3 separate regions of the Mus musculus genome follow, and all the other regions are linked to region 1. The links are chromatin loops, found by intact Hi-C in ENCODE. Cell type or tissue: heart. All regions are shown on one strand. Each heading gives the region's core, and the rest is flanking DNA. Links, peaks and the distances in the headings are about the cores only.

Region 1 (9,938 bases), core at 734-8,733:
ATTTTGTTATTCCCTGAGAAATAAAAACTGTTTTGTAAAACATTTCATGGTACATGAAGTCATGGGAAGTCAGGTTTTTGTTCCTTTTTTCCCCAAGACAGCGTTTCTAGATGTAGTCCAGGCTATACTCCATACCCACTCTCCTCTACCTAGGACTTAAGACCTGCACCAGCACACCCAGCTGGGCAATCAGATTTAAGATGCTGTATTTATTCTTATAGTGATACTCTTGTGTGACTGAGCATACACAAACAGGTCAGAAGCCCTCAGTTCATTCTGGGACCTGAGCTCAGATTCTCAGGCTTGGGCAGCAGGTGTTACTAGGTACCTGATGTGCAATGTCCCCAATCTTCACTTTTCTCTTTAAAAAAAAAAAACAAAGGACAGCTGGTATTGGTCTTGGCTGAGATAGGTTTCCTAGGGTCATGTAACTACACTCAAATAAAGCTGTTCATTTAAAAACAAAGGAGCCAGGGGGTGTTGGTGCACGCCTTTAATCCCAGCACTTAGGAGGCAGAGGCAGGCGGATTTGAGTTCAAGGCCAGCCTGGTCTACAAAGTGAACTCCAGGCCAGAGAAACCCTGTCTCAAAAAAAAAACAAAAACCAAAAAAAAAAAAAGACAAAGGAAAAAGTAACCCCAAAAAGTGCCGTTTTCCTGATATACAACTATCTCCATAAAAACATAGAACAAGACAAAAAGATCAAAGCAAAACAGAACATCCTTAAGTATAAAAAAATATTGTTTTAGAATATGATACACGTGAGATATACATCAGAATAACAAAGACTGAAATTTGAAAACCATTACTTCGATCAAATGGGAACTACAAAACTGCTAGTATGGTTAGTGTAGACTATATACTATTACTTAGTGTAGCTTTCTAACAAACTTCAAGTACAGGTTTGGGAGAAAATAGCAAAGGCATTCAAGTGAGCTCAGAGGTACAGCACTTGCCTGGCATGCATAAGGCTCTGGGTTCTATCTCCAGCATTGTCAGAAACAAAAAGTAAAGGTTTAAGCCAGGCAGTGGTGGTGCACGCCTTTAAACCCAGCACTTGGGAGGCAGAGGCAGGCGGATAACTGAGTTCGAGGCCAGCCTGATCTAGGACAGCCAGGGCTATACAGAGAAACCATCTCAAAATAAATAAATAAAATAAAATTTAAATAAAAATAAAGGTTTAGATTATTCTAAGTAGCAAATTCTGTATTATCTATACCTTTTAGCTGTTATTCCTTCTAGGACTTTTTTCACATATAAATAGTCACAGGAATATTCTTAAAAGTTGGGTAGGCTGCTATCAAGAAAGACAGTGATGCCAAGAACTTCTGTGTAGCCTTGGCCATCTTAGAACTCTGTAGACAGGCTGGCCTCAGGAAATCTGTTGAGATTTTTAGGGAACTAGTTAAATTACAACCTATTCAACATGAGAAGATGCAGACATTTAACAAAGTCAGTGCTCTAAGAATTCATTTGTGTAATACTTATGTCATAAATATATGATTATGCTCATTCTTGATTTGTTAGTAGTTTTGAAAAATCCAAAGTTGAAAAGGGATGTAACTATCTGATATATATATATAATTTCCTTAACATTTTAAATACCATTGAAGCATGTACTTTGGTGGTGGTGTCCTAACTCCAACCCTCCTGCCCTCTCTCTACCTTCCACTCTGGGATTGCATGTACCTGCCACCACACCCAGCCTGGTATAACTACTTTCAACATCTACACAAGTTTCCCAACACATTTAACTCACCTCATCTCGTAACTTCCAATTTTGGTACAAGCTAAGACTTATAAGCTAAGACCTGTCCATATCTCACATCCATACTGATAAAAAAGTGAATCAAAATAATTAAATCCCCACACCTGGGTATCTAGTACATTATCCAAAATATTTTAGTATACTAAACTACCCAAAGCCTAAAAATTTAAAAGATCATACCCCGACTCCAAATTTGAGTGGATAATCTTTTAGACTTACTATTTGTACAATCACAGAACTTTTAAAGTTTTTTTAAGTCTATTTGCTCTGGAAATCAAGGCAGTATGTCCTTAACGCTTTAACCTGTTGCTAATATGTTAGCTTGTGGTCATTAAAAGAAATTGGCCCTTCTAACCACAAAAATCAGAGAAGCAAATTAGTAAATGGTTAACACAAAACTTAACTGTGTAAAAAGACTAACATGCCTGTATCTGTTTAAGGAAAAATTAATACAAACACAATGCAAATTAATATACATTATTTTATTACAAATTTAAAAAAAAACAAAAAAATGCAACATCCTAAAAAAAATTTTTACTGGTAATACAAATTCCTATGAAGTTTTTTTTTTGCTAGCATAAGAAATTAAAGAAACCATTAAATATTTAGAAACATTCAACATCAAAAGCTTTAAATCTAACTGTAGTTGTAGCCCCTGAAAAAGCTACAAACTCTTCTTAAAAAGTATTTTCTCTACAAAGAATCTCATCAGCTATACAAAAATCTGTACAGTTTTTATACTGAAGCTAATGTTGAGCTGCACTTGAATTTCACATTCTTAGCAAAATAATTGCCTGAGCAAATATACTCCACACTTTAGGACAGCCACTTATTCTTCATCCTCCTCTTCTTCCTCGTCATCTTCCTCCTCTTCCTCCTCTTCTTCCTCCTCCTCATCTTCTGGTTCGTTCTTCTTCTTTGAGCCTGTTGGCCTACCAGGACCCTTCTTTCCTGCTTCACTTTTGCCCTTGGCACGGTATGCAGCAATATCCTGAAACATTGTCAAAGTAAGATCAGCATCCGATACCACTACTCAAGTGTGAAAAACCACTTAATTGTAAACAATTTAACATCGACCAAAACCCTTATTAGCTGGTATTCAAACCACTCCAGGTTTGAGAGCAATTGTTCCCTCCATGCTTGAGAAAGCACATCAGGTAACTAATGAGAGCTCCCTGAGATCAGTTACTGCACTTTTACTATCAATGTCAACCCCTTTCGCACCTTATATTTATATTTAATATACAAACTACCTAAAAACATAGCTGGCACTCTACCCTCTAAAATAGATTTACACAACTACCACGAGTGTACAGGCAGGAAATTTGCAAGGGCCACAAAACACAGTATCACAAGGTGAACTTGTCTGTACTGCTCAACTTTCATCTGGGGTTTCCAAAAACTGACAGGCAGTGGTTAACAAATATCCCAAGTTCCTACAGCTGACATATATCATATAGAAATATCAGTTATTATTTAAAAGGCACCGTACCTTTTCATACTTCTCCTTTAGTTTAGCTGCTTTCTGCTCATACGGTTGTTTATCTTTGGCAGATTGCTCAGACCACATCTCACCCAGTTTCTTCGCAGTATCTCCAATAGACAGGCCTGGGTGTTCAATTTTGATCTTTGGGCGATTTTCAGAGCAAAACAGGAAGAAGGCAGACCTGCAAGGAAGCAAGAGTTAACAAATAGAGGACGATGGGGGCTGGGGGGGCGATGGGTTCGTTAGTTCTCAGATCAACTTACGGTGGTCTCTTCGGAGCATTGGGGTCTTTTTTCTTTCCTTTCTTATCCCCTTTGGGAGGAACATAGTTCTTCATCTCCCTGTCATAACGAGCTTTGTCGCTCTTGGCCAAATCTTCAAACTTGGACTTTTCCTTTGCAGACATGGTCTATGGGGCAGAAAAAACGAGTCAATCGGCAAGGACTTCAAAGCTCCTAGCTGTCCGAGTAATAAAGAAAGTGGATAAACAAATAAGTCGAGTCAATCTGTAAACTCTGAGGCATTTGCATTAAGGGCGCCCTCGGCTTGGAGACCAACCTTTAAAACCCTCGGGTCCCCAGGGTGGCAAAAGCTCGCGCGCTCCCTGGTCCCTGTCGTCCCCCCCCCCCATCCGACCCGCCCCCGCCCGCGGGGACCCGCCAAAAGCAGCCCGGAAACGGCCTGCAGCCGGGCACGCGCGCCGCCCGCCCTCCCTCCCTCACCTTCCATCTCTCGGAGCATTTCTTGGAGAACTCGGCGAAGTTCACCGACGAGTCGGGATGCTTCTTCTTGTGCTCCTCGCGGCAGGTCTGCACGAAGAAGGCGTACGAGGACATTTTGCCCCGCGGCTTGTTGGGGTCACCCTTGCCCATGACGACGGCGCGGCGTCTGTCTACCTGCCGAGGAGAAAGCCGTGTCCGGACCGGGGACCGGGGTGGGGACCCGCGGGGAGGGGGCTGCAAGGAGTGAGGAGCGTGGGGGAGGGGAGCGGGGACAGCGGGGAGGGGGGGGATTCCGCTCCGCTTCCCGCCTAAACCCCGCGCGCCCCCGCGAGCGAGCGCGGGAGCGCGCGCCCCGGCCAGGCCCGGCCCAGCCCAGCCCCAGCCGGCTCCGACCCGCCCGACTCGCCCGCCCGCCCGCGCCTCAGCCCCTCGCCCGGAGGCCGAAAGCCGCCGCCGGCCGCGCGCCCTCCCTGACAGAAAAGCCGCGCGCCTTACACTTACACAAGCCACCGCGAGACCCACAGCCAATCCAGTTTTTAAGAAAGAGACAGAGAGAAAGAAAAAGAAACGCGGCCGGGCTCAAGGGCTTTCTGGCCGCCCTCCATGGCCCCGGCCCTCACCCAAAGACTCGGCCGCCCTCTAAAGCCGCCGAAGCCGCCACGCCGAAGCCCGGCAGACGTCCCCCCACGTCTACGCGTTAAGAGCCAGGCCGCCAAGCCCCGGGCCTCCCGGCCGAACCTTACCTGCTGCGAGCGCTGCTTCCCTCAGACCTCCGCAGAGAGACTTCCTTCCCCAAGCTCCGGCGAGAACTGGTTTCTCGCTAACGCAATCCCCAGCCTCTTGTTTTGCAGAGTTCTCCGCGCCACGGCAACTTGACCAGACCAGTCGCGGGCCACACCTCCCTCCGCTCTGATTGGCTGTGGAGGATTATTCAAACCCGGAGAGTCCCCGCCCCCCCACGGAGAAGGCTTCCGATTGGTGGGTGTCTGGCCAGGCCCGTCCCTCCAGGCTAAGCCTAGCAGGTTCGGTGGGTCTCCCAGGTCGTTAACTCCCAGACCCGTTGGAACCGGTCTAGAGAGGAATGTACTGCTCGGCCCTGATTGGCGGCAGGAAAAGCGTTTGAAAAATGGCGGGCCCGCTGCTGATTGGCCATGAGGGTGGGGCAGGCCCCGAGAGGAACTGCCCCGGCCAGATTTAAAACTAGCAAGGAGGGCGCCTGGCGCTAAACTCTTCAGGTGATAAAGATGGCTCCGAGGTGACTAAAGGCGCTAGGCCAGCCGCGGTTTGGATGCCGTGGCCTGCCTGGGGCTCAGCTACGAGTTCACGAAATAAAAAAATGGGAAGAAAGTGGGGAGCCCGCGGCGCGGAGCCATGATGAGGCCGAGGTGGAACCGGAGCACGGCGGGCGGGGAGCCTCAGACTGTGCGGAGAGTCTCACGGACTCCTAGCCGCGTCCCCTAGTGATTTAAAAATAAATAAAGTAGCCCTCGCCCTCCGATCGGAGCCATGCCTGCCTCCGCGCCGGGACGGCGTCTTCCACAGCTGACCCGCCTAAGATCTGCGGGTTGGCCGCACTGCACCCCAACACTTCGCGGGCGCGGGTGGGAGGCCAGGGTCCCTCACCTTGCCGGTCAAGCTGCTTTCCGGGGAAGGAGGGCTCGGTCCTAACAGGCCATTTCTGCCTTGTGATTTGGCTGTGGAGAGCTCTTTCCCCCCCCCCCCCCTCGCAGATTGACGCGTATGTGGCACCGCTGTTTTCACGGATTTTCAATGTTTTCTACCCCCAGCAACTTTGCTTGCATTTGCGGGGCTGCCCTCCTGTTTGGTTCCTGTGTGAGGATCATTTTCGATAGTGCTTAAGGACTTAGCGGTTCTTAACTTTCTTTTTAAAAAGTAGACTTGAACGTTGTGTTTTTCTTGGAAATGGATGATGGTTCAGCATTGCGAATATACTTAATGCCGGCAAACAGTGGTCCGCCTTTATGTTCTACGACAATAAAAACAATAAGGTGCCAGTTAGGTGTGGGGGCATATTTTCCCGCTTTAAGGGTACCACCAGATTTGTTTTTTTGGTTTTTGGTTTGCTTTTTGTTGTTGTATGTTTTGGTTTTTCAAGATAGGGTCTCCTGGCCGGTGTGTAGCCTGGCTGTCCTGGAACTCACTAAATACTCCAGACTGACCTTGAACTCAGAATTCACCTGCTTCTGCCTGGGATTAAAGGGGTGTACCACCATACCTGGCTAAGGTGTCAGAATTTTGTTAATCGTAATGCTTATAAATTGTGTCTACCTGAAATCTTACATCTAATAAATGACAGTTGCAACTAACCTATAAACCAGACACGCACAGTCAAGCTCACCAAACCTGAGTGTATTATTCAAATAGCATTGTAAGTGAAATTACTGATGCACTACACGTTTACATCATGTATTTAAGTGTTACGTGTACCAGGGTTCTCTAGCGAAACAAAACCAATAGACTGAATCTATATGTAGGAGATTTATTAGAACGACTTATAGGCTGTGGTCCAACAATGGCTGACTAACAGTGAAAGGTCCAAGAAGCCAGAAGTTGTTCAGTCCACAAGGCTGGATGTCCCACATGGTTTTCAGTATAAGCAGAATCCTGAAGAAGTAGGCTCTAATGGCAGTGAAGTAATTTCTAGGAAGAGCAAGAGCAAGCAAGCATTCTTTTTTCATGTCCTTTATAAGGCTGCTAGAAGAAGGTGTGGCCCATATTAAAGATGGATCTTCCTGCCTCAAAAAAAATCAGGGTTAAAAGTGGATCTTCCACTTTAAATGATTTGGGGGGGGGGGTGTTTCGAGACAGGGTTTCTCTGTATAGCTTTGGCTGTCCTGGAACTCACTCTGTAGACCAGGCTGGCCTCAAACTCAGAAATCCACCTGCCTCTGCCTCCCAAGTTCTGGGATTAAAGGAATGTGGTTTTTTGTGTGTTTGTTTTTTGATTTGTTTTGCTTTTGTTTTTTTGGTTTTTCGAGACAGGGTTTCTCTGTAGCCCTGGGTGTCCTGGAACTCTCACTCTGTAGACCAGGCTGGCCTCGAACTCAGAAATCTGCCTGCCTCTGCCTCCCAAGTGCTGGGTTTAAAGGCGTGGGCCACCATGCCCGGCCACTTTAAGTGATTTAATTAAGGGGGGAAAATCCCTCACAGGTGTACCCAGCTACTTTTTTGGCTTTAAAGTTAATTTCAGATGTAGTCAAATTGACAACCAATAGTCTTTAGCATCACATGTGGTTTGGCATTTCTTTTACAAGACAATCATGTCGTAAAGTAGATTGTACTTATATAAAAGTTGCATATTTATTCAAGAAATGTTGACTCTGCCAAGCACTGAGTTTAGTAGTAGAATTGGGAAGATGAAGTGTGGTTGTGGTGGCTTGAATAGCTTTGGCTTCTAGAAACTCATGTGTGTACATGCTTGGCCCAGGGAATGCACTACTAGGAGGTGTGGCCTTGTTAGACGAAGTCTCTCAATATGAGGGTGGGCTTTGAGATCTTCCTCCTAGCTCCCTGGAGACAGTCATCTCCTTGTTGCCTTCAGAACAAGATGTAGAACTCTAAGCTACAGAGAACCAGCGTGCCTGCCTGAACACTGCCATGTTTCCCACCTTGATGATAATGGACTAAACCTATAAGCCAGCCCCAATTGGATGTAGTCCTTTTTAAGAGTTGCTTTGGTCAATTGTGTGTCTTCACAGCAACGGAAACCCTAACTAAGACAGTGGTCTTTGCTGTCAGAACATTTAGTGTAGAGAGAGACGAAAATAAACAGTACAAGATAATGATAATATACTAAGAACATAATCACCTTAGCCATGAAGGCGTAGGAAGCCTATGTAAGCAGCACTGGAGCGGTTGAACAGGAAGTGTTTATTAGGCAGAGGAAGGGAGGGGCTCAGGCAGAAAGAACTTTGGGAGAACAATTACAAGTACCCTGTTACAGGATCTTAAGGCAGGAATGAGGCTGAGGCTGCTCTGGCAGCTTACAAAGAAATTTAGTCTTCCTCCCTTAGGCAAAGGAGCCACTAGAAAATATAAAGGAGAATCTGAATAGATGTTTTTCTTGTTAATCAAATATGTCTATGGCATGGTATAAATGAGGCCACATAATTTAGAAATTGAGTCACTGTGTTCATTTTTTTTCTGTAACTTCATATATATGAATAGTAATATAGTAATATTATTTATGTTACATATCATGGTAAATATATATATAGTATTACTATATTAAATATAGTATTACTATATTATATATATTTACCATGATGTATAATATAAATAATATATATAATATATATTTAGCATAATATATGTATAATACATACTAATATAATAAAAATATTGCCAAGTGTGGAGTGGTGGACTGTGATAGGCAGCCCAGCCCCTGGTCCAGCCCAGGCTAAAACCCTGGTGACCCCACAGGTGACCCCTCAGTGGGTAACCTGCAAGGGACCGTGGGTGCTTTGCCATGCTCCTGGACCCTTGGCTCCTGTCACATAGCTACATAGTCCCCCACAGTCCCCCCATAGAGAGGTCTGTGGCCATCAGTCACATAGGGGCAGCACCCCAAGCCCTCCCACATGCAGATAAGGTATTCCCAAACTCTCAGACCAACCCAATGGGAAGTACCTGCCTTCAGACCATGACCCACCCCAAAACTGTATCTAAGGGTCTCATCCAGGAGGAATAAAGGTGTGTGAGAACTACTCCATTGTCTGAGAGCTTCTGTCATAAGAGCTGCCACTTGGGAAGAGGTCTGTTCTCCTGAAACACCACCAGAAGCCACACACACACACACACACACACACACACACACACACACACACTCACACTCACACACTCCTCTCTGGCTAGTCAGCCTCTCATTGGCTTAGTCCGGCCTGACTCAGTGCAGGGTGACTGGTACAGCAGTGTCTTGGAGCAACTGAGGTGACTGAGGTGGAGCCAGCTGCTGCTGTGGAGGCAGTGGAGACAACTCCCTCTCCCTGCTCCCACTCTCTCCCCTTTGCCTGAAGCCTTGCGCCCAGCTGGGCCAGAGATCTCCGTGAAAAGCCCCCAGTACACAGGCCCACAGCCAGCATAGTACCACACAGCTTAAACCCCAGCACTCGGGAAGTAGAGTCTGAGCTAGCTTGGTTTACAAAGTGAGTTCCAGGATAGCCAGAGGTATGTACAGACCCAGTCTGTCTTAGTCAGGGTTTGTATTCTTGTACAAACACCATGGCCAAGAAGCAAGTTGCATTTATCCAGCTTACGTTTCCACATTGCTGTTCATCACCAAAGGAAGTCAGGACAGGAAGTCACACAAGGCAGGAACCTGGAGGCAGGAGCTGATGCAGAGGCCATGGAGGGGTGCTGCTTACTGGATTGCTTCCTCTGGCTTGCCAGCTTGCTTTCTTATAGAACCCAGGACTACCAGCCCAGGGATGGCACCACCCTCCATGGGCTGGACTCTCCCCCTTGATCATTAATCGGGATTTTATAGAGGCATTTCCTCAAGGGAAGCTCCTTTCTCTGTGATAACTCCAGCTTGAGTCAAGTTGACACACAAAACCAGCCAGTACACAGTCTCAAAAAACAAAAACAAAACCAAACAAAGAATAAAAGTGTGACAAACAGAAGCTGCAGAAGTCATTTGGCAACACTTTGCTTAAGGAAACTTATCCTAGGTCCCCAAGAGAAAAATTTAAAAACCCACGAAATAACCCTTCTCCTAAGATGACTATGATTTTTAAAAGTAGGTAATAGGAATGTTGGAAAACACACAGAGAAAGTAGAGCTCTGTTGTTATTTGTAAGAACTTAAAATGGATCGTCACCATGGAAAAGCTAGGCAGATTCTCAGATTTAAACCTACCTCAGCAGCTATCAAAAGTAGATAAAAATCAGTGTCCATAAAAAGACAAGCAAGGCATGGTGTCACATACCTTTGATTCCAGCAC
Region 2 (9,938 bases), core at 843-8,842, 180 kb after region 1:
ACAATTACACCTCGGCTCCAGGCGAGGGCTTAAAACCCAAGTGGTGGGGACCGAAGTCTGGAAGCAAGGCCCCCGCGGTCATGGGGTGGGGGAGGCAGGCCCGTGCACAGGAACCTTTTTACAAGACATGTGGGTACAAGAAAACAAAATCAAAATAAACTCCTTTCATCCACCACGGCCAAAGAAAACAAAAGCTGTCTTGTAGAGGAGGTGAGCGGTCGTTTTGAAATTCAGCGTGTTTTGTTTTTATATAAAGAGTTTTTTCGATTTTTTTTAACCCGATAATCGAGGCTGGAATTGTCAGGGGAGGGGAGGAAGAACTTACATTGGCGGAGGTGAGTGGGGTTGGCATCATAGGTTTACCCCTAAGGTACTGCAGCCGTGCTTCTCAGCACAAGCTGGAGCACAAGCTGGAGACTGCTCGCACACCAGATGGCAGCAACATAGGCAGAGTCTGATGGTCCCATCTCATTTCTTTGCAAAAATTAGACTCGAGAAGGGGAACATTGGAAGGCATTTAAAGTGTGACATCTAGACTTGACCAAAGGCTCTAACTCGAAAGATAGTCACGGTGGCCACGGTGGCCACGGTGGTCACCGAGGAACCACTTTTTCCTCATGGCTGTAGGGTTGGGGCCTCCCCATCTATTTCGGGCTTGGATCCTGGGCTCAAAGGAAGGAAAGGATCAACTGCTTGGGCTTTGTTGTCAGGTTGTCGGGGTGAAGAAAGTGATGACCTTTCACGGGCAGCATCCCCACTCTGTAGAGGTGGCCGGTGGCTTCTCCGGACCTTCAGCGTGGCGTGTTATTTTTAGGTTTCTAGGCGCTCCGGAAAGACTCTTCTCCAGAGAGGTTGTGGGAGAAGGGGGCGGGGGTAATAGGGTGTTTAACAAGGCACACTACTTATTATTAAAGCAAAACAGAACAAAATGCACTCTCTAGATTCCTCTCCCGGGTTTCTGATGTTTGGTCTGCAAAAACCACGCCAAGATTCACTTTTAAGAAAACCTTGGGGGGAGGGTGGGTGGGGCCTAGAAACCGCTCTCTGCTGGGCTCGAATCCAGTGCTCTCAACCTTACTTTCCCCTTCTCTTCGGCCACTGCCCCTAGCCCAGAGCTGGCCAGAGTAGCTCTTCCGGAGAAGGACCGAAGGGCCGGGAAAAGGGAAGAATCTCCATCTCCGTTGCTTCTGCAGAGCAAAGGTTTGGAACATTTCTGAAACTACTTTTAAAGAACAGTTTGCAATAAGTTCCTATTTCTACAATACGATTTGCTGGGGGAGTATTGTGTAGAAACTTGGGCTTCCACCCGTCGTCCCCTCTCACCTTGAGGAGGCCTGGGTCCAGTCTGACCTCTCAGGTCGCTGTTCAAATCTCAGCAACGTGCTCTCTTCCTCTTCTTTAGGGTGCTTGGCTCCTGCAGACTCCCTCCCATTCTCTACCGGCACCGACCTCAACGGTAAGACTCAGCCTCCTTTTTTAGGACTCCACACTGCTTCTCCAAAGAACTAAGCTGGCTGGAGTCGAGACAAGGCGCCTTCAGTTTCTTCCTTTATCTCCCGCCCTCCCCGCCCCCAGCTTTTCCTCTCCAGAGTGTGTGACTCATTGGGTCCACCTTGAATTCCCCTAGCGACCCACTGCCTTAGCCCGCATCTCTCTACCCACAGGATTGCCTTGCTTTCCGGGTGCATGTGGGGGGACCTCAGTGCTGGTTCCACCACTTGGTGCCCTGAGCCTGGTAAACAGGGACACTCCCCCCCGCCCCCCCACTCACCGCATCTATGCTCTGAGTGGCCTTCAGGAGTCCAAGATGCACAAAGGAGAGACAGTGCAGAGAGAAGAGGAAGGGAGGGGATGGTGGTGGAGATAAACCCAGCATACACACACGCACACAAAACCAACTTTGGGATTGGACTGTTTCTATTTCAGACGACACGACCTGGATGAATGGAGTATCCGGAGAAGGTTTTTGAAGACGTTTAGGAGGAAGGGTGAGTTTTCTGTTGAGAAACTCAATCTGCCATACAGTAGCGGGCCCCATCTGGGATCTGTCACTGCTGACAGCACCACAGGGCACAGCCGTGATCTTCTGCACAGCCTGCACTCCTCGAAATACCCTCCTTAATCAAAGGATGTCTGCGCGCCGGCGCTCAGCTGACCGCGCCAAAGCAGAGAGGCCTAAGAGTTCCACCCCTCCCGCCCCCTCCCCAGGCTCACAACCTCCCCCAACCCTGTCTTTCCAGAGCATTAATTAAAAGCGGAAAAAAGACAGAGGCTGATGTCATTGCTCTCAGATCATAAACGTAAGAGTCATCCTGTGAGAATCCCTGAAAATGACTTTAATGAATAATTTCAGAGACAGTTATGGCTTTGGGTGATTACTGAGCGAGAATATGAAAACCAGATTTTCAAGGGAAGGCGATGGTCAGGCGGTCTGACCATCTCCACCCCCCATTAAAACCGCATTAGTTTCCCTTCCCAACTACTACTACAAACTTAGATTTTTGTTTCCAGGGTTTTTTCTTTAAAACTAAAGCCACAAGCAACAGAGACACAGACACAGACACACACAGACACACACACACACAGACACACAGACACAGACACACACACACACACACACACACACAGAGAGAGAGAGAGAGAGAGAGAGAGAGAGAGAGAGAGAGAGAGAGAGAGAGCATTTCTGTTTTATCCCAAAGACAAAAATGTCTGTGCCAAGCAACAATAACAATCTATCTTAAAAAGAAGGCCCCGGTGGATGACCATCATTCCTGTCTTTTCAGAAAGGAGGGTTTACCATCATCTTGGGTTAGAATACTATCTTTTCTGGCCTCCTCTAGGCAATACGTTTGATGAAGATTGAACACTCTGGCCTTGAGTAAGTGCATTGTTTGTTTTAAGTGACTTTTAACTGGCTGAGCAGCAAACATCATGGGAACAAATAATATGTTTCTGCAGGTCTCCATGACTTCGGTTATTGGTCACCAATGCTTGAAAGATGGCTTGGTATTATGTAAGGGAATTATATTTTGAAAGACTCCATTTAGTCATAAGAGAAGCATTAGGTTAGTTGGATCCAATGGGTTGTGTATTAAAAATATTATTTGAAGTTGAGTATAATGGTATGTGCCCTTAATCCCAGCATTTGGAAGTCAGAGGCAAGGGGATTGTCATGTTTCGATACTTAGTCTAAATAGAGAGTTTCTGGGTAAGTCTGTACTTTCTTACCAAGGTCCTGTCAGACACACTTTGGAAAACAAAAACTACTCAAGAAAGCAACTGAGGCATTGGTTGGAGGCTAGAATTGTCTACTACTCCATGATCATTATCAGAAAGGCTCAGCTTCCTACGAATCTAGCTTCTTTGGTTGGGGACATACAGGGAGAATCCCTGGGCCAGTGGACCATCTAAATTGACTCCACTCTCATATAATTTCTACCCGGAGCAAGAAAATACTGTAGGTCAGCATAGTGTGGATCTTTGTGGTTTTGAGTGACCTGGTTGAGAAATTGATTGTCTGAGCTAACCAGATTCCAACATTAAGGCAGACCATGAAGAACCCACCTGGCAACACTATTAAACAAAACAAAACAAACAAACAAACCAACCAACCAGGCTCCCTGCTTTTATTTCCTTTGCTTCTCAGCCAGGCCAGAGTCCTGACATCACCAAGGATCAGCTCTTCAGACCATACACTTGATTGTTTTCCCCATTTGCAGAGGATAGAAATGAATGGAAATGGGACACTCAGGGTGACATTTTTCTCTGACTTAGAGGGAATGGCCCCTTCCTAGTCTAGATCACAAGAAGGCAGGAGGAGTTTGTTCCGTAGACTTGCTTCGGGTGGTTGTGAAGAACTCTTGGGAATTCTTGATTCCCGGGCTTGTTTTAATATTCTCGGTTCCCTTACATGGAATTTGACATTATTTGTCTATTCCCTCAAAGAAAGGCCACCTTCTTTATCTCTCAATACAGTGTAGCCTCTGACTGAACAGGCAGTTTGCCCTGTTTGGTACATGAGAAAATAAACCCCAGGCTGCTGCAAGGCATCTATCTTTGATCAAGGTAAATTGATCAGGGATATGTCCAATTCTCTCTTGAAGGGTATAGACTTTAAAAATGGAGGCCTTGGCCTATTCTTTCTTCATATTTGATAGTGTCACCCTTACCCACATAAGACAGTAGTTTTGGTGGCTCAAGAAAAACATTCCTAAAATTCTGTACCAATTGTGGTGGTTGGTGTGGCCTCAGGCAGTGTTTCTAGAATTTTCTGCAGAAGTTTTAAGAATTCCAAGCTCTGAAATGAAGTCCCTGGCCTGGCCAATCGGAATTTTTGGAGGTTTTCATGAAATATGGGTGGGTTTGTAAGTTTGTTAGTTCTCTGGGAAACACAAATCTCCATCCTGGACAGCTCAGATACTGAGTTCATCACAGCACCTGTCCTGCCAGCCAACAGCTCGTCAGGGTCAGAGGGCGTGAGCATCTAGGTATCACACACAGATCTCCTTTCTCTGCTCGAGACGCCGCAACAGAACAGAGGACAAAGCTACCGCGCTAGTCGCCTGTCCTGCTCAAGAAGTGTCACCAGCTGGGCAGCTGTCACTAGATCTATTAGGCTCTAAAGCAGGTGCAGAGGTGCAGTCACAAGAGAAGTGAAGTCCTGTAATCACTAAGTTGTCCCCTTAGGCAGGAAAATTCCATCATTTTGGTCCGGAGAACTGTAGTACAGGCGGGTGCAGTGGGCGGGACACTAGTTACCTCTAAAAAGTTCCCTGAGAGTCGTTTGGCCGCATAAGGGCTACTCGTAACCACGTGGGTCCCCGTTTTGCACTGGCGTTACTCCCCCCCCCAACCCCCGCGCCCGCCCCCAGGCTGTCTCTATTGGTGTAGGGAAGCAGCGCTTGGTTCATGGGTAGCAAAGGAACTCTGATCGGTAGGGACCAATAGTCGGAGGCTTTTCGAAGAGGAAGGCACAGGACCGACTGAGAGATTGGAAGATTTCACGTAAGCATCGCCAACTGGCCCCTTCTCACCCCAAACAAGGAAAACAAAACAAAACAAAACAAAACAAAACAAAACAAAAATATCCCGGGCTAAAAATATGTATTTAGAATGTTCGTCCGCGCAGGCGGATGGAGATGGAGTTTTCCAGCTGCCTGCCCGGCCCCGGGAGGACTTGGCCGCGCAGCCGCCGATTACACCCAGCTAGCTCTGCTGGGATGGCTCCGAGCCGTCTGCCCTGACGTCAGCGAGGCTCTGGGCCTCGCAGCGGCGAGATAGGAAAGCGCGGCCGGGAGCGGGCGCGGCACTAATCACTCCCAGATGTCCCTAATAGCGGAGATAAAGACGGACAGAGAGTCAGGGAATAAATTTGTAATCAGGGCTCTACCATCTGATCATCAAAGCGATCCAAATACCGGGAGAAATTTGGAGGGAATGTATATGCATGGGGTTGTTGCTCTCGTTTCTGCAAGAGAACTGACTTGGGCAGGGTGAAATGGCGAGAACCTTGGGGCAACCGGTGAGAACCAGGGGGGTGAAGTTTAGAATTGTGCGCAGGAGTCCGGGACTCCGTTCCTTTTACTTCAAGGAGGCTAGTGACTGGAGCAGACAGTTGCTGTGCTTCGAAGCACACCGGCTGGGTGGCGAGGCGGCGCTCTTAGAACTGTCCGGCCCCCGGAAACGTGGGATTGGTTTCCTTTTTTTTGGAACAGCCCCCTTCTTCCTCTTTTAAACAGTTAAAAAATATCTAAGGGTTCTCTTCCACACTCCCCAATAATCCCCACAAGAGCAATTTAGGCTGCTGGGGCCTCCAGCCGGTTTCTGAACCCCAGTCTAAGGGCGGTTCCTTGGGAATTTTCTTTCTGTCCATGAGATCCAAGGGCTGGGACAAGAGTGGAATCCGGGGACTCATTAGCGCCCTCCTCTCGTGCGGATATCTGGGCCAGAGAATTTGAGACTCCTAGGTTAAGATGCGTGACAAGATTGGCAGCGGTTAGGGCCCAGAGTCAGTAGTCTATGGTGTTTATGCAGCCACACTTCCTTTTCAAACAAACTCTATTTTGCGTCCACCAGCCAACCCTTCTGCCAAGTCGGAGTGTGTAGGTAGGGCTCCCACACTAGGAGAAGCAAGGGAAAAGAAAGGCGGCGGTGGGAGATAAGCCCACTACTCGCACAAACGACCTTAGAAACGACATATTGGCTAAAGATCCTGGACTGATGGAGCAGATTCCTATAGTTTGTGGACCCGCGCTTTCAATACAAGGCCGGGTTTTTGTAGCATCCTTTGCTCTGTTTGGAAGCCCTGTGAACGCAATTCAGGCCCTTGCACCTGACCCAGGTTTTCTCCTCAAAGTCCGGGTGTGGGTGTGGGTGTGGGTGGGAGGTAGAGTAGCCCCAAAGCTCTTGGCTCCTGCGGGTTTGCATTTGAAATCGCTCTGAATTCCTCACATCTGTTCCTTCGGAATCTGAAATTGCCCCCTGCTCCTCTCCCCATATTTTGACACCAGGAGAGACTAGCTTTGAGATCCTCTGCCGCCATGGGGGCAACAGCTAGCAGAGCCACAGGTGAGGGAAGCGGATTGGGCCATCACTCCACCCGGAAGTGAGGCTGGCATATTTCGAAAGGGTCACGGAGAGTGGCATGGCCTTGACACCGCTGCATCCATTTTCATGGCTGAAATCAACACCCCAGGGCAGTTCCTTCTACAATCTAAATTCAGACACCTGCTCCCCCTTAAAGAAAATGCTAGAACCGAACTAGCCAGACATCCCTGCTTCCTCCGTGTGTCTCGGGTTTTAGTAGACATGTAAGATCCCCCAGTGACCTAGCTGTCATTTCAGACATGGTGTCTAGTAGCTGCTGTCTGTGGCTGGGAGCAAAAGTCTTGGAAAAGCCAGGCAAGAAGGATACTGAAGTCCACTCTGAGGTTTTCAGATTCATTCCCAAACTGAGAGAGAGAGAGAGAGAGAGAGAGAGAGAGAACCCTGCCGGTGCTTCAGGGTCATCAGACTTTGTCCTGCGTGGAGGTCTGGGGCTGAGACCTGACAGCCAGATCGGCCATCAATTTACCTTCTGAGCCCCAGCATCCCATTTAGCTTTTAACGTCAAATCCTACATTTTTTGTCGGCTCCGGCCTGTCTAGAACGCTTGTGAATTCACTGCAGGAGTGATTGCTCTTAACAAAATGGCAGCAGACACATTATCGGAGCAATTAAAGCAGAGGCCTTTTAGCCATTCCCACAAGCAGAAGCGTGGAATCGCTCCCCTCCACCGCCTTTAAACAAAGAATTAAAAAGTGTGTAGAGGAGAAAAAGCACAGACACACTGGACAAATCCCGCCTCAACCCACTAGCCCGCTCCATGGGAGTTTGACAAGGCAACATTAGGCGACTGGGGATGCTGGGACAGTTTAGATTCGGGACCGAGGAAAGGACTGCCTGTATGTTCTGCAGGTTGAAGGGTCCAGCTAGTTCAGAACTGAGTCCAGTTAGCGGGTTTGCTCAGCGGAGGCATTGGAACATGGAGCTTTTTACTGGCTTTAGTCCTAACTCACCTGGATTCCAGCCAGTTGGGGTTTCCTGGACGGTTGGGGTGGTGGGGTGTATTCAGCGTTAGGGCTTAGTACTGGCCGGAGGGAGAGAGGCCTGTGTAGCTCAGTGGCTCTGGAGAGTCAAAAAGGATAGATGCCTGGATCGCCAGGCTAAACGCGCCAGAATTAGAAAAATGACCACCTAGGAACAGTGCACCAGGGTCTTTAGATTCCCTTGTTCTAGTATTTAATAAAGCAGAACCGCTGATTAAACCGGACTCCATTAAGGCCTAGAAGAGAAGACACAGCACACGCAGGCACACAAGCTCATGTGAAGATAACAGATGCGTTTAAGTCTGTCACCCAACTCATCTCTGTCTATTCCAGAACCCTCTTAGATACTTTCTTCTACCTCTAAAACACAGACTCTTTCTTCTGAGCTGATAAAAGTGAAGAAGCAGAAGGCCTCTCTGCAGGCAAAAGGAGAGAGCCCCGCTTGGTCAAACAGACAATGATCCAGAGAGCTACAGAAAACCTGGGCAACCACCCTCCCCTGCTCCCCACCCCCGCTATAAACAAAGGCAAGTGTCTGTAAACACAGCCCCTAGCCCACCAGGTCGGCCCAGCGTCGGCTGACCTGAGGGGAGAAAGTTCAGATCGCTTTGGCCTAGTTGTTCTAACCCCTGGCCCTCCTGTTGTCAGCCATCCGCAGAAGTCCGAAACACCACTCACACCGCCCCCCCCCCCCCCCACGAAGGGCCAGGCTGGCTGACTGCAGACCACCCGGGTCAGAGAAGCTATGAGTGAGCCCTGGGAACACTTGAGGGATTGGGCTCCGCAGCAGGGTGTGAATATCACCCCAAGGATGGCTAACGCTGGAAACCCTTTGGCAAGGCTCTACAACACCAGATTACTATGCATGGAGCTCCATGAAACAAGCCGCTTTCAAATACTGTTTGCCTTCTCCACTTTTCCACCCGTTCCTAATAGCACTCAGCTTCTTTACTTTCTAGAGCCAGGGGTGAAGTTTCTTCTGGGATAGTACAGGACCCCTGAACAGCAAAGCCCAGGAAGAGGGTGAAGTTCTGGGCGGCTGCTACTCAGGGGGTTAGTTGCCACTTGCAAGAGCTGCAGCTTCGAAGACTTCAGGCACCGAGCAGTTAATATTGAGTTCCCTGTAGCTCCTTGTAAATCTAACCCAACCCCTCGCCCCCCTTTAAATCTGTGGTCTTGTTCGCGATTTCTTACTTGACGTAAAATTCCTTGTTACCTAATCATAGACTCTTTCAAAAAAACTCCCCTCCTCCACCACCACTGCTCATGTGAGAATCTTCCGATCTGGACAGCTAGCAAAACCTCCTTCTCTCTTTTTTCTCTCTCTTAAAAAAAAAAAAACTTGGATAAAAGCCCTCTACTTTGAACTAAACGCCCCAGACTATTTCCTATGCCTGTAATAAGGCCCTGGATCCTCCTCACACCTCCTCCACAGGAAAGAAAAAAAAATGCTCCCCAAACACAAAACGAAGCACCAGGCACAGGGCTTCCGATAGATACCTATAAAACAAGGCCACCTAAACCTTCTGCACAAGGCGCAGGCACTTCTCCCAACCAGATATTCTCCTGGGAGCTTCGGCAAGAAGAAGAGAGACAGGACTGGAGAGCAGCCCAGGCCTTTGGTCAGGATTTTCACCAGGACAGTTTGCTTTAATAACAGCTCCTTCATCTAGGGAGCCTTAGGTCATAGTGATGGATGAGAACCACTGACTCTTTTTAAATAAAATTGGAGGCAATTATGATAATTTAGTTTACTTCTGAATATTTTAAATATTATGAAAACAAGTATAACAGCTTTGTTTTCAAAATTCTTTTGAGGTATCACCCATGTAAAGATTAGGTTTTTTTTTTTTGTAAAAAAAACACGCAGTGGTTTATTGAATACTTACAATGTTTACACCTTCAATATTAATTAAATTCCACTTAGTTTTAGAGGACGGAAGCGCACAAAAACAAGAAGCTGGTGGAAACATCTTCGACTAGGGGACAATGACATTTGAAATGTGACAGCACTAGATAACCGACCCGACAGAAATGTTAGCGGCCCTGTTTTCTGCTTTGAAATAAAACTTTATAACCCCCAGGAATATTTATATCCGAAGGCCGAGTATTAAAAAGATACACTTCACATATGCACTAGTGTCCACTTTGTTTTATCTGGAAAGAGTTGGGTAAGGAGGCGGGGGACAACGCTGGTGTCTACACAGCCAAGAGGGAACATTCACACACAGAGAATGACGGGGGTCCCTTACCACACGGGAGTGTCCTCTTCATATTAAAATATGGAATGCTTTTCTTCAAATATCCACCTTTTTTTGGAGAGGGAGGTGGGGAGCGGATGCTCAAAGGTGG
Region 3 (9,938 bases), core at 1,076-9,075, 150 kb after region 1:
ATGGAGATATATGTGTTATGCAGATTTCTTGGGATTAGAAGTGTTTCCAACTACATATTTGTTTTGGATTTTTGAAATATTTGCATATGCATATCGAGGTATCTTGTAGACAGGACCAAATCTGAACACAGTCCTCATTTGTGTTATATACATATACACAAATATATGTATATACACATACACATACACACACACACACACACACACACACACACATATTACGCATAAATACATAGAGCCTGGAGGTAATATTATTGGCCATATTTAGTGTGTCCACATTTGACTTGCTGTCCTTCATCTAAGGAGTTCAAATGCAGTTTTTCACTTACAGCTTTGTGTTGGTGCTCAGAAAGGGTTGGGGTTTGGCGCTTGGGCTGCTGCTGGATCCAGGGGTGGCTTGGTACTTTAGCTAACAACTTCAAAAGGTCGTTTTGCTTTCATCTGCATCTTAAAGCTTATGAACTACTGAATTTAAATAAGCCGATTTAAAATTTTATGACTTGCCTGTACTCTGTTCATGAACTATGTCCTAGTTATGATTTAATTATCAAATCTTGAATTCAAATGGCATTTTAAAGTAAATCCTGGAACTTTTGAATAGCTAACCTTCAAGTCTACAGTTCTAAGAATTTTCCTACTTTGCCCTTAAAAAACAAAGATGTGGGGCAGAGTCTGGTAACCTATCTCCGTTTTTGTTTTTTTTTTTTTCCAAAGAGTAAAGTGATTTTGTCTGCACATTCTATTAGCACTATGGTTTGTTATTTCCAGACCAGTGTTTGGACTTATTTAGGACAGCTGCCATTGGCTCAGAATGCTCCTCCTCAGTTCCTGACCAGGTTTTGCCTAACCACCACTTGCCTGGTCTGCAGAGCAGCTGCATCCTGGGGTGCTCATCTTGTCTCTTCAACAGTAGCCATCGTGTCCACAGAGCTATGTGGATGTATCTGCCTTATGAACATAGGCTTTCTGTGTCTTTTCTCACATATTCCAGGCAAATCTGGTCTGAGCTCATGCTCCCCTGACCCCAGATTGCCTTTCGTGCTTGAGACACAACATGTTCCAATATATCTTAGCTCAGTGGACTGTTTCCTGACGGAAGACACTAATCTTTTTGGCTACTTCTTTAGAGGTTCCCCCACCCCAGTGCTTCGCTTTTTGCCATTCGAAGTGGTAGCATCCGAATTTTATTTGGCAGAATGTCTCCTTGTCTTTTTGGAATGCCAGAGAAGGGTGTGAAAGTCAGGTTTTTATGGTTTCCTGAAGTTTTCTTAAGCTCCGGCTAACAGTGTGTCTGGTAGTGACGACATCCCTCTGGAACTTTCTGATGGCCAGGTGGCCCTTGTCCAGGTTCCTGTCACTTCTGATTTTTCCATTCAAAGCCTCTTAGTTGGCCAGAGTTAGAAGCAGGGTGTTAACCCTCCTCATCACTTCCTCTCTCTTCTAAAAGATGGCATTTTCATGTAGCTTAGTGACTGTCAGCCTGGCTGCATATTTGAATCACTTGGGGGCACTTAGAAATAACAACAATGACATCTGGAGCCCAAGCCAGAGAGATTTTGCTTTAATTAGCAAGGAATCAAGGCTTCCTGCCACTTTTCCTCCTTTGGTGTGCTTTTGAGTTTTTTGTTTTGTGTTTGTTTCTTTGTTTGTTTGTTTGTTTGGTTGGTTGTTTTGTTTTGTTTTTGAGGCAGGGACTTGCTGTGCATCCCAGGCTGACTCAACTCTCTCTCCTTTTACCTTGACTTCCTAGATCTGAGGTTACTTGCCAGTGCCGTGATAAACAACTCAATTTGTCTGATTATTTTTGCCTTGCTGGGCTCAAACCCAGGGCTGTGTGCATGCCAGGAATGTTCTCTACCACTGGACTGAACCCTCACCCCTCTTTAAAAAAGAGCCTAGAGATATCCTAACGTGCAGTCAAAGCTGAGGGCACTAATTGAGGAAATCATGATTTATCAGATGTTCTGAATTTAGAAAAGAAGACATCTGCCAGATGTCTGAAGAGTCAAATCCTCCATCATTAAGATTTTTTTTGAAAACTTCTCTTCTCTAGTCCATTAAATTTTAACACAAGCAGTCTAGTTCTAGCATGTCTCAGCAAGATAATGGCAACCAGAACCGTGATATTACTTTCTGGTTGTTGATATGAATCTCAACACAGTTCGAACATCTTTAAACAAGATGAAGCTAAACAGTAAAAGCCCTTGGAAATGATCATAAAACATGGTTTGAGAATTAGCTATTCTGAAATTCTAAATAACAATGAACTGTGTTTTCCTTGAGACTTTTCTTCTTGATTGGGACACAAATGTGACAAAGGAAGTAAAGTCAATATGAGAAAACAATTTTTCTCCCTCCTTAGTGAGCTTCCGGGTTATTAGTTCCGGGTTATTCTGTATTGGCCAAGGAGCAATTGCTATGCCAAATGTATTAAATGTCTAAAAATAATTTCTTATCACATATCAAATTTGACACACAACAGAAATATTTAAATTTTTTGCATTCTAATTGTTACCATTATTGTGCTGTGAATGTGTCCTTTCATGTTTATGGATTTGAAAGTTATTTTATAGGTCATATGTCTCTGACTTCATGAATGGAATGATGCTCTAATCTGGGGAGTGACTTAGTTATAAAGCTAGTGGACTTGTTTGCCCCCTTCCCTTCTTCTGCCTTCTATTATAAGAAGACCCAACATAAAACCACTATAGGGATACCAGCATCATATATTGGACTTCCAAGCCTCCAATACCATAAACCAAGTAAATTCCTAGTGTACTGGCTAGTTTTGTGTCAACTTGACACAGCTGGAGTTATCACAGAGAAAGGAGCTTCAGTTGAGGAAATGCCTCCATGAGATCCAACTGTCAGGCATTTTCTCAATTAGTGATCAAAGGGGAAAGGCCCCTTGTGGGTGGGACCATCTCTGGGCTGGTAGTCTTGGTTCTATAAGAAAGCAGGCTGAGCAAGCCAGGGGAGGCAAGCCAGTAATGAACATCCCTCCATGGCTTCTGCATCAGCTCCTGCTTCCTGACCTGCTTGAGTTCCAGTCCTGACTTCCTTTGGTGATGAACAGCAGCATAGAAGTGTAAGCCAAATAAACCTTTTCCTCCCCAATTTGCTTCTTGGTCATGATGTTTGTGCAGGAAGAAACCCTGACTAAGACACCTAGTTTTTATAAATTATCCAATCTATAGCATTTGGCTATAGCAAGGCAAAGCAGGTTAGGGAGATGGTTAAGTAAGCAACTGCAGCTTTCTTTCTTTCTTTTTTTTTTTTTTTAAATATTTTTATTAGGTATTTTCCTCATTTACATTTCCAATGCTATCCCAAAAGTCCCCCATATCCTACCCCCCACTCCCCTACCCACCCACTCCCACTTTTTGGCCCTGGCATTCCCCTGTACTGGGGCATATAGGCTACTTTTACCTTTTTTCAGAAGAAATGCCCTTGTTTCTGGTCAATGGCAGAGCTGATTTTGATATTCTCAAAGGCAGGCTAAATGTTGACTAAGCAGACCAGGAACAAATGGAAAGTGCCTCCTAAAGTCACATGACTTGAAAGGAGACTCTTGTTAGGAATCTTGAAGGTTTTGCTGAGTTTGGCCTCAGTCAACACATTTGGGGAAGCATCAAGGACGACTCAGCTGTTTTGTCTCTGTCCCTGGACATGATTTGGATGCAGGAAGAAGTTGGATTAGAGATGACCAAGGAAGAGCATGAACATGGGATTTCCCTGGATGCTAACTTAGGAAACAAATATCTGCAAGCAGAGAGTTCTAAAACCCAAGCTCCAAGCTGCCTTGAATTGGCTGTGGAGGGACTGCTGTTTGGGGGCAGTCGAAGTCCAGACCTGTGACCTGTAGGAACCTACAAACACACCAACAGACAGGGGAAGCGACATTCTCACGTTGGAGCCCTGCAACTGCTTTCAATCACAAGGCCCTTTTGGAATCACAAGCATTTTGTCAACAATTTAGTTTTGCAATATGGTTTCGTCTGACAAGCTCTCAGTAGAAAGCACATGGAGAAGAATGGTGACAAATAACATTAAAGGGTGTGTTTTAGAGTCCTGTTCTCTAAGAGAGCAGTGTTCATCCTCTCTCCAACTCTATCTCATGCCACCTTGAGCTAGGATCACGGACTTCTGAAAACATAAGGAGATGATGGAATGAAAAAAAAAAAAAAAAGAGCTGACATAACATGAAATAACTAACAGCAGGGTAAAGACATTTGATAAAGGCTTTCCCAAGCGGGAAGGTTTGGCCTAGACTGAATGTTATTTTTAATACGTTGTTGATCTTTTTTTTCAGATAGACGTTACCTAACTGAACAAAAATATTTGTCATCTTTTCTCAGATATCAGCACCAAAAGCAACACATGTTTTCCCCTATATTAGAGCAACAATTCATAGATTCATGTATGTGTTCATAAAAGATTTTTTAAAAATCAGGTCATAGTCCTGCTCCTTCCAAAAAAATTTCCTCCCTCCCCTCCCCTCCCCTCCCCTCCCCTCCCCTCCCTCCCTCCCTCCCTCCCTCCCTCCCTCCCTCCCTCCCTTCCCCTTCCTTCCTTCCTTCCTTCCTTCCTTCCTCCCTCTCCTCCTCCTCTTCCTCCTTCTCTTCCTCCTCCTCCTCCTCCTCCTCCTCCTCCTCCTCCTCCTCCTCCTCCTCCTCCTCTTGTTCTTTGTGAGAGAGTTTCTTCTGTGTAGCAGTCCTGGCTGTCCCAGAACTCACTCTGTAGACAAGGCTGACCTTAAACTAAGAGATTCACCTGCCTTTGCACCCCAAGTGCTGGGATCAAAGACGTGCACCACCACACCACCAACAGGTTCCTTGTTCTTATCTTTTTCTGTCTCTGTCTCCTTTATTATGCTGAGATTTCAATCCAAGTCCTTGTTGCCTACAAAGCATCCACTGAACTACATGTCGGAAAATGTGAAGTCTTCTTTAACAGCCTTGTTGACTTTCTGGAGAAATGAGAAAAAATCCCCACTGCTTCAGAGTAAGGTTTATTTATATATAATAACTATAGGGATTCTAGTATTAGTTATGACTTGTTGAAAATAGATTGAGTATTCCATCATTTAGGAATATACATCCAGGTCTTGATGGTGAAGTTCAGAATTGAGTACCTGCATAAATTAAATGCTGCTCTGTGTTCGAAGTTCTTATGACTGAAACCAAAAGATATCTATTCTATAAATAGTTTGCTATAAGGAGAATCATGTTCATTCCCGAGGTGTACATCACAGATTTTTTGTTTGTTTGTTTTGTTTTGTTTTGTTTTGTTTTGTTTTGTTTGCTTCTTCCCTTAGCAGGACAAAGGAAAGAGCATACTTAGCACTTCCAGTGGTTGGTTGTGGTTGTGCAGGCCATACAATCTATCTACAGAGTTCATTCTAAAATAGTAGGCACTCCTACTTGGGAACAATCCAGCCAGGATTGCACAAATGCTGGGTCAAAAGGAGACGCTCTCTACCTCCTCATCTGCGCTGAGTTGATGTGAATTCATTTAAAATGTCAACCTGGATTTAGATAAAAAACACAGTGCTTAAAGACCAGCACTGCTTGGGGAAGAAAGAGGTTAATGTGGAGAATGCATTCCCTGCTCGATGCTGTTGGAATGCAGAGCCACAGATATTTGCATGTGCGGGATCTGTAAAGGGTCCAAGGAATTTTGTTTTGGGTTTGTTTGAATTGTTTATAATGTATTCTCTTTTTTGTTCCATCCACTAACAATTCCAAGAAATGATGGAAATCAAAAGACAGAAAATATATAAATGAATTTGGGTTCTAAGAAAATTACCAGTTGCAACATCGACCCTAACCACAGTTCATAAAGCAGGTGATTATGGGGACAATAAGGGAAAAGGAACGTCATTAAATCAATAAAAAGCCTTTGACTCTTGCCAGCTCTGAAATAGCGCCTGGAAGTCTGACACTTCAAAATAGTCCATGCCAATTTTTGCAACAATATTTCGCCAGTAATGATGCTCATTTCAGGGACTTAGTGTAGATAGTCCAGGCTGCTGAACATGAAACAAACAGGATAATTTTTGAGGCTGTTGCGTTTTATTAAATAATACCCAGAGTGTCAAATAAAACAAATCGGTTCTTTTAAAAGTAATCCTGGAAAGGTCAACAACTTTTCAACGGACGAATTTCTCATCTCACTTTGAGAGTAATTGCCTCGCATGCTTCAGGTTCAAGAAAAGCTTCATTAAGAACAGCGCATTTCACAACAACCCCATTTGCCTTTGAGGCTCAGCAGCCAGAGCCCAGCACTAGGAAGCCACAGGAGCCAGGCCTTGGGAGCCAGGACCATCTTGGCAGAGTCAGTGACATTCAAGTTCAGCCCACAGCTCCCATTTAATACAGAGTATATCTGTCCCTTTGCAGCACAGTGGTAAACATTATCTTTATATAAAAGAATTGCCATTGGTTAAGTTTTCATTGAACTATCTTGATTTGACTCTCCCCCTAGGCTTTAAAATATGCAAGACTAAACACAAGACAAAAATGAACAGTTTATGATGTGTGAAGATTTATATTCCTGGCACGATCCTTTAGATGTATAAAGTGATAAAATTCTACTGTACCCAAATCCCTCTGTAAGCCATCACTCCCCTCCACTGAAGTTTTTCAGTATGCAAGACTTGCTGTTAGCTTTAGCATGAGGTGAGTGTGGAAGGATTCAGGGACACTTTCACCCTGCCCTGTCAATCACCTTCCATTTCACACCTTCTTAAGAGGATATATGGCAATGGTTCTGAAAGTCTATTCCCTGGACCAGCCTTCGCATCACTTGGGAAGTTATAAGAAATTCAGGTTCTTAAACTCTGCCTCAGACCTGCTGGATCAGAAATGAGGACTGCGGTTTTGTTTTTGTCTTTGTTTTGTTGTTTTGTTTATAACACTTATTTAGTTTGTGGGGAGGGTGTGTGCCTGCCACGTCATGAAGTAAATCACAGAGATGGAAGAGATCATTAGACTAGATGGAAACTCCTTTATCTATTGTGCCCACTGACCAGTCCCCAGCCATTTAGGTGATTCTGGCACCTTCTAAAGCCTAAAAGCATATGCTACAAGGGAAAATGCATTTCTGGAACACTAGATTATTAGCAGTGGTGCCTTCTAGATTGGTAGCAGGGGGAAAATCCGCATATTCCTCAAGTCAGAACACTAGGAAACCTAAAATGGAGTTTGTGGGCAGGTTCCTCTTGACCAAGATATGGGACTCTCCTTTCCTCCTGACTGACAGAATGGTACAGAAATCTCAAGCCATTTGCTTCATACATTTGCAGGGTAAGAGGGAGACACAGAGGCCACACCCAAGTTGAGTGTTAGCTCAGCTAGGCAACCTCAGCATCTGGAATGCTCTCAACAGGGAGATGGCTGCCATTCCCAAGGTCAAGTCTAGAAGGGCAACTCCTAGAAAAGTGTTAGATGTGTTTTAATCAGCGCCTTGGGGTTTGAGCAATGGGAATAGTACCTGCTTCTCAGCACCAGAGCAGAGGGGCTGTAAAAGCAGTGGAAGAGTCTTCACCCTCGCATCAGTCACCAAGCCTCTGAAGTACTCACTATGGCCCTCAGCCATTCTACCAGCAGCTGTTAAGACACCAGGATCTTTTGCAAACTTTCTGACACCAGCTATTTCTCCCCCACAGTATTGGTTTCAAGATGAACAAATAGTTGACAACCCGTGGTTTAAAAACCACTGCTCTAAAAAAGAAAGAAAGGAAGAAAGACATTGCTCCAAAGTGTACATTGCAATATAAACATATGACCAGCATTATTTTTTTTAAAAAAATCAACAACACATGTCCTTATTAATGTTGCTGAGTACTTTATGTGTTGGTGTATGTCTTTCTGTCATTTAAATTAAAATCCTAAGATAGCTATAGACCATACGCCAACTCTATTCCCACAACATTCCAATGCATTTAAAAATCACTTTTATTAAATTTATCTTAATTTCAGATTTGATGATTATTGTCTATAGTTGCAATGTCCAAATGTCATTATTACATTAAAAAATATTTTCCAAATTTCAACAAGCATTTTCACTTAGTGGAATTTGATTTAAATCAATGTAAGTGTTTAATGATGGGGTTTCTGTCCTATTCCTGTCCATTTACAGTATGCAAAGACTGGAAACATTACAAAAATTTTTAAATAGTGTTTGAAAAAGAAACGTGTGCACTTTAGAAAGATGCAGCCCCTCAGATGTCTGAAAGAACCTGAAACCCCTCCTCTTGAAGCTGGAAGATCTCTTCTTTTTAACCATGCATGTATTGCCAGGTAGGCCACCACACAAGACACTCCGAGACACGCTCCTGCACACACTCGGAATGTGCACACAGAGCGCACGTGCCCACCCGCCCCTATGTCATCTGTAGCCCAGGCAGATTGAGGACGCTGGCAGATGGCAACCGGCCATAACCTCTCCTGCTCTCTTCCCAAATCAAAACCCACCGTAAACACCACGAAGAGCCAGGAAACCTCACGGCTTTAATCATTTCCTTTCCCCGAGTTCCATGTGGCACACAGGACACTCCGCTTTCCTTTGGGCTTGTCGGCATCTTGCGAGGGGTGTGGGAGAAGAAAAAAGAGAAAAGCCAACTGGTGTCTGCAGAGGCGGGCAGAAAGCTCCCGCCCCAGCCGTGAGGGTCCACCCGCCCCCTAGCTCTCTCTAAGCCAGCCAGCCCTGGAGCCCTCCGCTACTGAACGACTTGAGAGATGGCGCCATCTGGCTTTTTAAAGAAGAACACAAGGCGGGAGGTAGAGGAGGCGGTAAAGGGCAGGCTGGCTCCTTCCCAGTGCCACCAGGAGACCAAGGATCAGCTGGGGCGCTCTTCATTCTCTCCTCCCCACAAAGTCGGCTCTGGCAGACCGACCCCTTAATCCAACGACCCCGACCGGTGCACGAGGAACGTCAGGCTGCTGGAGAGCTACCTCCTCAGCCCTCAACCCCCACCCACCCACAGAGCTAACTGTGGTACTTAAAGCATTATAGTCAGTAAAGCGCCACAGAGCACAGAACTTCTACACCATTCTGCGGAGCCAAGAGGGGACAGAAAAAAGGGCATCCCGAGGTTAGGATCTCCATGGCTACTTACCACTCACTTGCCATTGTGGCAAGGAATCAGGCTAAAGGAATCCCCCGCTCTACCGGACAACCTGGTACCTTATTAATTCACGCATGTAAAGGGAATAATGTTTTCTTTAATTGCTCCAAGAGACTAATGAGGAATTTAAATGAAAAGCTAGATCCCTCCCCTTCGACGATACTATTATAGCAAGAAGGTTTAATAAGTCATAGAGAAATGGTAACTGATCTTTATGGTAACCGTCTAGTGGCTCGTGAATTAGCAGTTTGTGTTTTAAGCAGGTGGATTGAACAGTTTCACAGAACTATGGCTAAAATGGTAGAGACACCTTTATCTAGGGCCCCGGACCCTGGCGTCAACCCTTACCACCAAGAAAAGGAGAAAAAGAGTTATTATTGTGTGCTTTTTTTTTTTTTTTTTTTTTTTTGGCCTGCTTCCTTTTAAAATGGTAGAACTTAGAGAAAACCGTTGGAAGTTGTTTTTTCCAACCCAATGTACAGTGCTAGAAATAACACACACACACACACACACACACACACACACACACCCCACACACGTGCACGTGTAAATAATATGCAGGTCTGATGATGTACACACACAAGGGAAATGTGCATCTGCAGTCATCATAATATCACCCATACATCGTTAATCAGTTAACAAAGACTTCTGCATTCAGCTTTCATTTATTGCTCACAATATTAGGGGCTGTTGTCAGTCTCACACACACTTTACACACAGGAAAAACAGTGCTCAGAAAAATCTCTTCCTTCAAATGTCGATGGTAAACTAAAGTTACTTAACACTGAGTGTCACCATATCCAGCAAG

The links. A loop is a pair of places that touch in the nucleus more often than their neighbours do. Peaks named below come from ENCODE experiments on the same cell type or tissue, not always from the same donor. Only the 100,000 strongest peaks of a DNase experiment are listed, where the experiment ranks them.
Region 2: it touches region 1 in a loop (2.4-fold over the local background); 3 of 42 quality-filtered maps call a loop at or near these places.
Region 3: a loop joins it to region 1, with 3 times the contacts of the local background. A loop is called at or near these places in 2 of 42 quality-filtered maps.

Annotation. Positions count from the first base shown.
Region 1 is chr8:57,506,787-57,516,724 of GRCm38, reverse strand. It overlaps Hmgb2 (high mobility group box 2), which reads right to left and starts at 4,882. Exons shown (of 5, transcript NM_008252.3): 1 at 4,720-4,882; 2 at 3,977-4,150; 3 at 3,518-3,663; 4 at 3,261-3,435; 5 at 726-2,759. The coding sequence starts at 4,126. The coding sequence ends at 2,598. 2500002B13Rik (RIKEN cDNA 2500002B13 gene) reads right to left here. Exons shown (of 4, transcript NR_126553.1): 3 at 9,924-9,938; 4 at 6,463-6,637. In heart, for the core only: a CTCF peak has its summit at 5,076; DNase peaks (open chromatin) are centred at 4,004, 4,054 and 4,974; H3K4me3 peaks cover 3,616 bases; H3K27ac peaks cover 3,330 bases.
Region 2 is chr8:57,324,019-57,333,956 of GRCm38, reverse strand. It overlaps Gm34030 (a long non-coding RNA gene), which reads left to right. Exons shown (of 4, transcript XR_378998.4): 2 at 1,109-1,200; 3 at 1,403-1,456; 4 at 1,927-2,266. Hdnr (Hand2 downstream lncRNA) reads right to left here and starts at 1,522. Exons shown (of 3, transcript NR_131041.1): 1 at 1,324-1,522. Hand2 (heart and neural crest derivatives expressed 2) reads right to left here. Exons shown (of 2, transcript NM_010402.4): 2 at 9,440-9,938. RefSeq lists an enhancer at 1-829. In heart, for the core only: CTCF peaks have their summits at 5,309 and 5,943; DNase peaks (open chromatin) are centred at 1,576, 4,906, 5,206, 5,736 and 2 weaker places; H3K4me3 peaks cover 7,125 bases; H3K27ac peaks cover 8,000 bases.
Region 3 is chr8:57,352,585-57,362,522 of GRCm38, reverse strand. It overlaps Hdnr (Hand2 downstream lncRNA), which reads right to left. Exons shown (of 3, transcript NR_131041.1): 3 at 7,943-8,584. Among named protein-coding and RNA genes, the nearest start is that of Gm34030, 22 kb to the right of the region's middle. In heart, for the core only: CTCF peaks have their summits at 5,352 and 8,759; DNase peaks (open chromatin) are centred at 1,332, 1,832 and 8,722; H3K4me3 peaks cover 2,006 bases; H3K27ac peaks cover 1,592 bases.